Linked DNA regions of Homo sapiens: region 2 is linked to region 1. The links are chromatin contacts, found by Hi-C or POLR2A ChIA-PET in ENCODE. All regions are on one chromosome and are shown on one strand. Each heading gives the region's core, a stretch centred on a gene start or an enhancer-like site at or near the end of the contact. The rest is flanking DNA. Distances are from core to core; before and after follow the strand shown. Region 1 overlaps LOC124907867 (periaxin-like). Region 2 has its middle 72 kb from the start of MIR4771-2.

Region 1 (5,017 bases), core at 1,067-3,566:
GTCGAAGTTCTTTATTTTGAAAATGGAGAACAACCCTTCTCACAATCCTGTCTCCCCTTCCCCCTTTCCAACTAGAATATCAGCTCCCCTGAACATGAGTCAGTCACATTTCAGGGAAAACTGGCTGATGTTGAAGAAATCACTTGAGGGCAAACTTTGTCCTTCAAGCTGTGGGTCTCTGAAGTGTAGAGCCAGCAGATCCCCCAGTGTAGGGACTGGGCCTTCCTTGCCCATTGAATGCTTTCTATACATGAAGACTTGGAGCTCTTTACAGATGACAGTAGCCAGTGAGGAAGATAAAAGAAGAGAAAAGACCCAAAATGCGGGTTTGCCACTCTTTTTTGCCAGCACCGTGGGGACAGTCACTCTGCCTTCTTTCCACCACCTCCAACTTCACACTCACACGCACACTCTGGTCCCACAGAGCCTGTTTGGTACTTGCCTGACAGCCCACCTTGAAACCAGATGGTCATGAACCTGTCACCAAGTCATCTGAAGATCTTCCACTGCAACCTGTATGGCATCTGCCACAGGGACCATGGGACATGATTGAAGAACCACTCCAGTGCAGTTGATGAAGGGGTGGGTCTGCACTGGAGTTAGGTGCACCAGGGCCTGGGCCAAGGGTGGGCTGGGTCCATCTTGTGTGTGGTGGTCTTCTTCAGAGTAGCAGCTGATTCAGAGGGATTCCATAGAACTGCACAGGCTAGGTCTAGTCAGATATCTTGGACATTTTCTATTTCTAGATTAGAGAATATAGCATACGCTGATTTTAATATAACTGTGTATGTGACTTTTTCAGTGAGAAAAATTTTAAGTGATGTTCTAAACAATTTTTGGCATGTAGACAGAATAGTCAAATATCTGTTTAACTAGCAACATAGTTACTCGTGCATATTTAAAATACTACATGAGTATGGCCTGGCACAGTGGCTCATGCCTGTAATCCTAGCACTCTGGGAGGCCGAGGTGAGCATATTGCCTGAGTTCAGTTTGAGACCACTTTGGACAACATGGTGAAACCCTGACTCTATAAAAATACAAAAATGTAGCCAGGTGTGGTGGTGCGTGCCTGTAGTCCCGGCTACTTGGGAAGCTGAGGTGCAAGAATTGCCTGAACCTGAGAGGCAGAGGTTGCAGTGACCTGAGATTGTGTCACTGCACTCCAGCCTAGGTGACAGAGCAAGACTACATCTCAAAAAATAAAACAAAATAAAATAGGCCCTGTGCCGTGGCTCACGCCTGTAATTCCAGCATTTTGGGCAGCTGAGGCGGGCAGACCACCTGAGGTCAGGAGTTCAAGACCAGCCTGACCGACATGGTGAAACCCCATCTATACTAAATACAAAAAATTAGCCAGGTATGGTGATGCATGCCTGTAGTCCAAGCTACTTGGGAGGCTGAGGCAGGAGAGAATGGCTTCAACCTGGGAGGCAGAGGTTGCAGTGAGCCGAGATTGCGCCACTGCACTCCAGCCTGGGTGATAGAGCAAGACTTCGTCTCAAACAATAAAATAATAAAATAAAATAAAATAAAATAAAATAAAATAAAGTAAAATGCTACATGAGTTTGGAAACATTGCTTTTTCCCACATTACTCACCTCCTTTACAGCACCAGCATCTTGGTCGACACAAGATCTCTCTTTAATTATGTCACAGTTTGTTGATGAATACATTGCCTTTGCTTCAGTTAAATCAAGTAGGATGCAGTGACTCCAAGTCTGAGGGGTGCTTCCCAGGAAGAGCCACCCCCCACAGCCATTTGCAGAGCATTGGAGTAAGTTTTACCTTCATCCCTTAGATGTGAATTTGTTATCCTCACTGTGACAATCCCTTATCACATGGCTTTTAGAAGGATTCTCAAAAAGCTAGACTCTCACATTCAACTTTGCAATTGCCTGGCTGGGTGTTACGTTTCTTTGCCTCCTATTAGAGACCCTATCAGCATCTAAAACTAGCGTTGTTTGAGGATGTTGGAGCCAACGGTTCTTTGCCAGATAGAACTTTGTGTGTCCAAATAAATGGTTCAAAATCATCAAGCAAATAAATACCCTGGAATAAGAGAAGCCTCATGAGGATTTGACTCCAAATTGACTTCCTCTGTTCTGCAGTAAGAAGTTAGGAATTAAACCAAACCTTGCCTGAGGTTCAGGTATACTCAAAAGCAATGAGGTGTGGCTCAGGTGTGCGCTGGCAAGGTCACTGTGAAGTTCAGCCAGAGGCTTTGCAAGCCTGGGCCTGAGAAGCCAGACCTCTTAGATCCAGAAGGGCCAATGGAGCTGGGCTGGCCTGCTGCCACTCACAGGCAGAGACTCTGCCAGCAGAAGGGACTCTGCTGTCAGAGCTGGAGGGCAGCGGACCACATGGCTGAGGCCCAACCACAGGTCTCCTGACTCAAAACCTCTTCCCAGGGCTTGTCCTCCTCCCTAAATATATGTGCCCCAAATTGTCACCAGATCTCGGGAAAGCACTGGCTTTGTCTGGGATAAACACCAACTCCACAGCACACCCAGTCATTACCAGATTGGCAGTTGTTGTCTAGGTCTTGTGGCTTCTTGGGGTTTTCTCGGGTGTCTCTCTCCCAAATCTTTCCCCTTTCCTTTGATTATATTCACATAAACATTGAGCTTTGTAGCCCTCAAGCTCTCTCAAGCATAACTCACTTTGTCCCTCTCTGTTTCCCTATGCAGTCGCCTCTCCCTCTGCTGTCAGAGGCCCATCCAACTGCTCCAGCCCTGTGGCTCCAGCGTCTCCTCCTCTCTCTTTCCCCTGCTCTGTTTCTGGGAAGATCTATCTGAGGGTCCTGAAGGAGGAGACTCGAGGTTGTTCTCTTGGACAAAGAGGTCTGGGTGGATGACATAATTCACTTTACGTCTTAGAAAAATAACCTTGTGGCTCTTGGCTCTCCTGGGCTGTCATTTTGGTTGCCTAAGGGCTCTAGGCAGAAGGCCAGGGAGCCCAGCCCCAGCCTAGAACTTGCAGGGCTCAGAGAGCTGCAGTGACGGGGTGTCCGCTGTGCCTGCCGCCCCCCTTGCCATGGACTCTACTTGCAGAACTTCACAGCTGAGAGGCTGGCCCTGAGATTCCCCTTTATGCCTCCCAAAGCTTGCGATTGCTTAATTATACGCTGCTGTGTACCAATTTCCACTTTCTCTCCCGGTGTGTTTTGACTGATAACTTTGACTTAACCTCCTGATGCCAGAAACTATGTTGGCTACTGCTCTGGCGGCAGGAAAAGGCCGGTTCCAGGGAAGGCTGAATGCCTATTGTTCTGGATCATTTTGAGAAAAAAAAAGAGATACCTTGAAGAAAGATGAAGACAAAATATGGAAGGGTGCTGAATTTACAAAAAGCCTAAGGGGAAAAAACTCAAATGTCCCTCAGGAGTGGAATGAGTAAACAAATCATGGCGTGTTCACACAATGGAATGCTACCTACCAATAAAAAGGAATGAACTGCGGATGCACACAGAAACATGGGTGAATCCACTAGGCATCATGTTGTGTAAAAGAAAGCCAACTTGGCCAGGCGTGGTGGCTCACGCCTGTAATCTCAGCACGCTGGGGAGGCTGAGGCAGGTGGATCACTTGAGGTCAGGAGTTCAAGACTAGCCTGGCCAAGATGATGAAACCCCATCTCTACTAAAAATACACAAATTAGCTGGGCGTGGTGGCGCGTGCCTGTAATCCCAGCTGCTTGGGAGGCTGAGGAAGAGAATTGCTTGAACCCAGGAGGTGGAGGTTGCAGTGAGCCAAGATTGCACCACTGCACTCCAGCCTGGGTGACAGAGTGAGACTCTGTCTCAAAAAAAAAAAAAAAAAAAAAAAAAAAAAGCAGACGCAAAAGACATACTACATGGTTCCATTTATATGAAGTTTTAGAACAGGCAGAAATAATCCATGTGGATAGGATAGTGGTTATTGAAGAGCAAGAGCAAGGGAGAATGTGGATTGCCTGGGAGGGAAAGAGAGGCACTTCTGGGAGTGGCCTGTATCTCATTCACAGTGGTAGTCACACCTATGTATGTGTGCAAAAATTCACCCAGCTCTTAATATTTATGCACTTTACTGTATGCATGTGATGTAGTTTGGATGTTGCCCCCTCCAAATCTCATTCTGAAATGTGACCCCCAGTGTTGGAGGTGGGGCCTAGTGGGAGGTGTTTGGGTCATGGAGGCGGACCCCTCAGGAATGGCTTGGTGCCCTCTCCTCAGTAATGAGTGAGTCCTCACTCTATTAGTTCATGCTAGAGCTGGTTGTTTAAGAGAGTGGCACTCCTCCCACCGCTCTTCTTCCTCCTCCTCCTCTCTCACCTCGTGACATGCCTGCTCTCCCTTTACCTTCTGCCATAAGTGGAAGCTTCCTGAGGCTTTACCAGATGCAGATGCTGGTGCCATGCTTTTTGTACAGCCTGCAGAACCATGAGCCAAATATACATATTTCCTTTATAAATTGCCCACTCTCAGGTATTCCTGTGTAGAAAACAAAACAGACTAATATGGCATGTTACACCTCAATAAAAACCTTATAAAAATAGATAAAGGCAATGAGGAGTCAGTGGAGGAGGATCCAAGGCTCAGAAAGAGAAGGAGGTATATGAGAAGCTGAGGGAAGCAGGGGAGAGCATTTCAGTAACAGAGAGACACGGTGGACCAATGTGGAGAGACTCTTGGATTGGGTGACTGAGAAATTCTGTCCTGACAGAAAAATTTCAACAAGATAGCTCCAACTTGAAGAAAGAGCAAGGTTAAGGAAGATTCTGGAGGCTGATGTTCTTGTTCTTGTTGTTTAAGTCTTGGACGAGCCTGAGGATGTCTACAAGTGGAAGAAAAGAAGCCACTGGAGCAGAAGGTGGGGAGGATAAAATTTGGAGCAAGATTCTCAAGGAAGCAACAAGATCCTAAGGCGAGTAACCCTGAGTTTAGTTGGGAAAAGGAGGATCATTAGGAGACCAGGAGGGAAAGAAAAGGTGGCAAGGTGTCTAGCCACTCCGTGTGGAGCGTTTCTGAGGGTGCTAC
Region 2 (4,614 bases), core at 1,548-4,047, 460 kb before region 1:
GTTTTCTTGAGCTCTGGCTAATCAGAAATACTCTTAGAAGTGTCTCCACTCATTCATGAGTATCATCCATGTCCTTATTGCAGTCACATTTTACGAGTTGCACTGATCTCATTGGCCAGTCTCTGCTCCATGGTGTCCAGGACCTCAGCTGGTGAGGCGCAAAGTGTCAGGTGAGGTGCAAAGGCTGAGGCCTGGAGTCCTCCAAGGCTCCCTTGCACTTATGGCACTTCATGCCAGTTATCAGCTGGGACTTCGGTTGGAGCAGGCTGCCAGCACACCTGCGTGTGGCCTGGGCCTTCTCTCAGCACTGTAGCCTCAGGGCAGGAGTGGGTGTCAGATTTCTTACTTGGGGCTCAAGATTGCAAATACCAAGGTGGAGACTGCATCTCATTTTATGACCCAACCTTGGAAGTCATGTGAAACACTGGCTACATTCTTTTGGTTGCAGGCAAGTCCCAAACCTTTCCAGATTCAAGACATAGGGAATTAGATTCTAGCTCTTGGTGGAGGAAGATGAGTTTCTAGAATAGCATGTGGGATGGGAGGTATTCTGAGGCTACCTTTGGAAACACAATCTGCCATAGACCAGTCAGGGAGAAGGAAACTGTAATGCTTCCTCTTTCATCTGCCCAGGCTTACTGGTAGACACATGGTTGAGAAGGGCAAAACCTAGGCCAGGTGCGGTGGCTTACACCTGTAATCCCAGCACTTTAGGAGGCTGAGGTGTGCAGATCACTTGAGGTCAGGAGTTTGAGACCAGCCTGGCCAACATGGTGAAACCCTGTCTCTGCTGAAAATACAAAAATTAGCCAGGCATCGTGGCAGGCACCCGTAATCCCACCTACTCGGGAGGCTGAGGTGGGAGAATGCCTTGAACCCGGGTGGCAGAGGTTGCAGTGAGCCAAGATCACACCACTGCACTCCAGTCTGGGCAACAGAGTAAGACTCCATCTCAAAATAAATAAATAAATAAAGCAAAACCTGGCAGGAAAGCTCCCATGAACAACCAGTAATGGAAACAGTTGCAGATTTCTCATGCCTTTGACCAGGAAACACCCACATGGAGGGCAGGGGGCTTGGGCACCTCCATGTGGTTGGCCAGCTCCACGGGCTCTTCTGTACTCTTGAATCTGAGCTCTTGCATTATGCAGTGAAGTAGCTATTTCCTTGCCATTTTGGGCCAAAAATACTACCACAAAGCGGGGATGATAGCTTTCTGTAAAAGTGCTTTGTGTAGTGCCTGGGACCTAGTACATGCTTAACAAACAAGAATATTATTATTCTTGTCTGGCTTTCTCATAATCATTAATGCATGCTCTAGGAGGAATAGTGTGTCCTTTCTCTTCTTCTCCTTTTTTTTTTTTTTTTTTTTTTGAGATGGAGTCTTACTCTGTCGCCCAGGCTGGAGTGCAGTGGCTTGATCTCTGCTCACTGCAACCTCTGCCTCCTGGGTTCACGCCATTCTTCTGCCTCCGTCTCCCAAGTAGCTGGGACTACAGGTGTCCACCACCATGGCCAGCTAACTTTTTTGTATTTTTAGTAGAGATGGGGTTTCACCATGTTGGTCAGGCTGGTCTTGAACTCTTGACCTCAGGTGATCCACCTGCCTTGGCCTCCCAAAGTGCTGGGATTACAGGCGTGAGCCACCGCGCCCGGCCTCTCTTCTTTAGTCCAGAAGATGGACTGTGTGAAGAAAGTCTCCGCCCAGCCACTGTCCTGAGGGTTTATAAAAGTCCACCTCACCCTTACCAGCTCGAGTTCCTAAAAGGTGAGGAACTTTGTGGTGATAATTTTAACATTACAGTATCTATTCAGATAGGTAGAAAACTGACTTATTCTGTTTATTTTTTTATTTATTATTATTATTATTATTATTTTGAGATGTAGTCTTGCTCTGTCACCCAGGCTGGAGTACAGTGGCGCAATCTCAGCTCACTGCAACTTCCGCCTCCCAAGTTCAAGCAATTCTCCTGCCTCAGCCTCCCAAGTAGCTGGGACTACAGGCACCATATTAGCCAGGATGGTCTTGATCTCCTGACCTTGTGATCCACCCACCTCGGACTCCCAAAGTGCTGGGATTACAGGTGTGAGCCACCTCACCTGGCCTAAACTGCCTTATTTTAAAGCCTTTAGATTGTTATGTGTTTTGGGCATGTAATGCCTATTGAATGAATCTTATGTGTGGTGAGCATAATTATTTCAAAACATCTATGATCCAATAATTCTTTAATATTATCTCCTTGAACTTGCACACTGGCTGTCTATCACTGTTCAGGTGGAAAAGAAAGTAAACTTCTTTAAACAAGTGGCTTCAGGATCACAGTAACATTTGTTTTAGGGCTGTGTGTGTGTGTGTGTGTGTGTGTGTGTGTATCATGTTTTGATACTTAGATGCTTAGACTCAGAGCAGTAGCTCTGCTGGGGACTTAGTGAGTGACGGAATACCAGCAAATGGCCACATGTGGGTGTGCGTTCTCCACGTATGGATCAGAGACCTGGAGCACATGGAGGTTCTGCCAGCTCGCACACCAGCATTCAGCAAGCAGATGGTCCTGGCAATATTTGCAGCCATTGAAAATCATGTTTTCCAAGAATATTTAATGACGGAGAGAAATATGATCTAACGTGAAGTGAATTGCATCAAGACTCTGAACTGTGTACCCAGGATGGTCTGATGAGTCAGCTATAATAACCACAGGCAGGAAGTGGAGCCAACCAAACCCTGCTGACTCATTCCCATGGACGGGGAGAAGGGGAGGAAGCTCCTATAGAAGGTGCCCAGCCCTGGGAAGGTCAGTTAACGCCTGACTGACAGGGTCAGAGGAGGAGGAGGAGCGAGCCGGGCAAGAAAGGGGGCGAGGCTGCTGGGAACAGGACAGGGCAGCACCCCTGCAAAGGTCATCATGTGGACCATTTTCCCAGGTGCCAACCCCAAACTGTCCTACCCTTTTCACTAAAGGGTGTTGGCTGCCGAGCTCTTGTTTGGTAGTTCCTTGAGTGTCCCTTAAAGTCACGTCTACATGCTTTTTAAATTTTAATTTTACAGTACTATTTGAAAGGCAACTTGAATGTGGTCTAGTCCCATAACTAGAGGGTCGGCTGAAATGAATCTATGTGGCTTCAAAAATAAATTGCAAATGTATCTTTCAGTTGTCAACCCTAATAGTTATCAATAACTTGCTTTGGGAAAGATCTTTCATCTCTATGTATTTACTATGATTAGACTCCATTAATACTATTAATATTAATAATAATATTAATCTCTGTGGCCTTTGCAAACAGTGGTGTTTATTTATTTGTAGCTGTTGGTTCAGATAGAACTGAAAAGGAGGGAAAGTGGTTTGTCTTAAGAAGGTGATGAGATGGAAAAGAACACCTTCTGGTTCTGAAGTGACCGCTTTCCACGTGCCATTTTCCCGGCCCTGCTGCCCTGTGACCTCTCCCAGGATCACTTAAGGAAAGAAAGAGGAGCTCAGACTTCCCTTCAGGGGTCTGACACCCTGGGGGCTTGGCTGCCACAGGAGTTTCTTGGCATTCAGGCTGGGGACATCCTAATTCTTGCACCTGAGAGGCCCTGTCTCTCTTCCTCCAACATTACTGACAGGCATCACGGGGTTAATTGGTGTGTGTCTAAGTTCCTTCCAAGGGAAAAGTTGTGCACATCCTTGTTAAGAGGAAAAGGAAAAAAAAAAGCTTGTTTTTTTCAGGAGGTCTACATGTTTATTGTTGAAAATGTGTATATTGACTCTCTGCTATGTATCTTCTTGTTTTTTTAAATTTTTACTTTGAAATAATTATAGACTCATATGAAGTTGTAAACATAGTACAGAGAGGTCCTGGGTACCCTCCACCCAGGTTCCCCCATTGGTTATATCTTATATAATTATAGTACAGTACCCAAACCAGGAACCTGGCATTGGTATATTGTGTGTGTATAGTTTTATGACATTTTATTACATGTGGAGAGCACTGAAACCACTACCACAATCAGGACACAGAACTGATTCGTCGCCACAAAGGGACACTGCGCTTCCCCTCCGCAGTCACACCCCCTCCGCCCCCATCGTCCCCAACCCCCGTAACCACTAATCTGTTCTCCGTGTCTATATTTTAGAAATGTTATATAAATGGAATCACACAATATATGACCTTTTGAGGCTGGATTTTATTTAATTAATTTATTTATTTGAGACAGAGTCTGGCTCTGTTGCCCAGGCTGGAGTGCAGTGGCGTGATCTTGACTCACTGCAACCTCTGCCTCCTGGGTTAAAGCAACTCTCGTGCCTCAGTCTCTCAAGTAGCTGGGATTACAGGCATGTGCCACCACTCTTGGCTAATTTTTATATAGTATTTTCAGTAGAGATGGGGTTTCATCATGTTGGCCAGGCTGGTCTCAAACTCCTGGCCTCAAGTGATCTGCCGGCCTTGGCCTCCCAAAGTGCTTGAATTACAGGTGTGAGCCACCATGCCCAGCTGGAGACTGGGTTTTTTGTTTTTTTGTTTTTTTTCACTCAGCAGGATTCCCTAGAGACCCATCCAAGTTGTGGCATATATCAATAGTCCATTCTTTTTTGTTGCTGAGTAGTACGCCATGGTGGTCATTAATTTTATGTG

What was found. A loop is a pair of places that touch in the nucleus more often than their neighbours do. ChIA-PET counts read pairs that join two places held with the same protein, here RNA polymerase II (POLR2A). Pooled maps may share reads with other maps.
Region 2: a map with no recorded cell type shows a loop between it and region 1 (5-fold over the local background). The contact joins two enhancer-like sites. A Hi-C loop is called at or near these places in 3 of 37 single-sample maps with no recorded cell type and 2 of 50 pooled maps. POLR2A ChIA-PET finds 5 or more read pairs at or near these places in 1 of 52 experiments (activated naive CD8-positive, alpha-beta T cell).

What each region holds. Positions count from the first base shown.
Region 1 is chr2:111,233,515-111,238,531 of GRCh38, reverse strand. The region is part of intron 1 of LOC124907867 (periaxin-like); the gene reads left to right. The region is part of intron 3 of MIR4435-2HG (MIR4435-2 host gene); the gene reads left to right. Among named protein-coding and RNA genes, the nearest start is that of MIR4435-2, 85 kb to the left of the region's middle. Within about 2 kb of position 2,316, at least 5 of the 41 ENCODE cell types and tissues checked have a DNase peak (open chromatin) inside an H3K27ac peak, as active enhancers do.
Region 2 is chr2:111,697,144-111,701,757 of GRCh38, reverse strand. No RefSeq gene overlaps it. Among named protein-coding and RNA genes, the nearest start is that of MIR4771-2, 72 kb to the left of the region's middle. Within about 2 kb of position 2,797, at least 20 of the 41 ENCODE cell types and tissues checked have a DNase peak (open chromatin) inside an H3K27ac peak, as active enhancers do.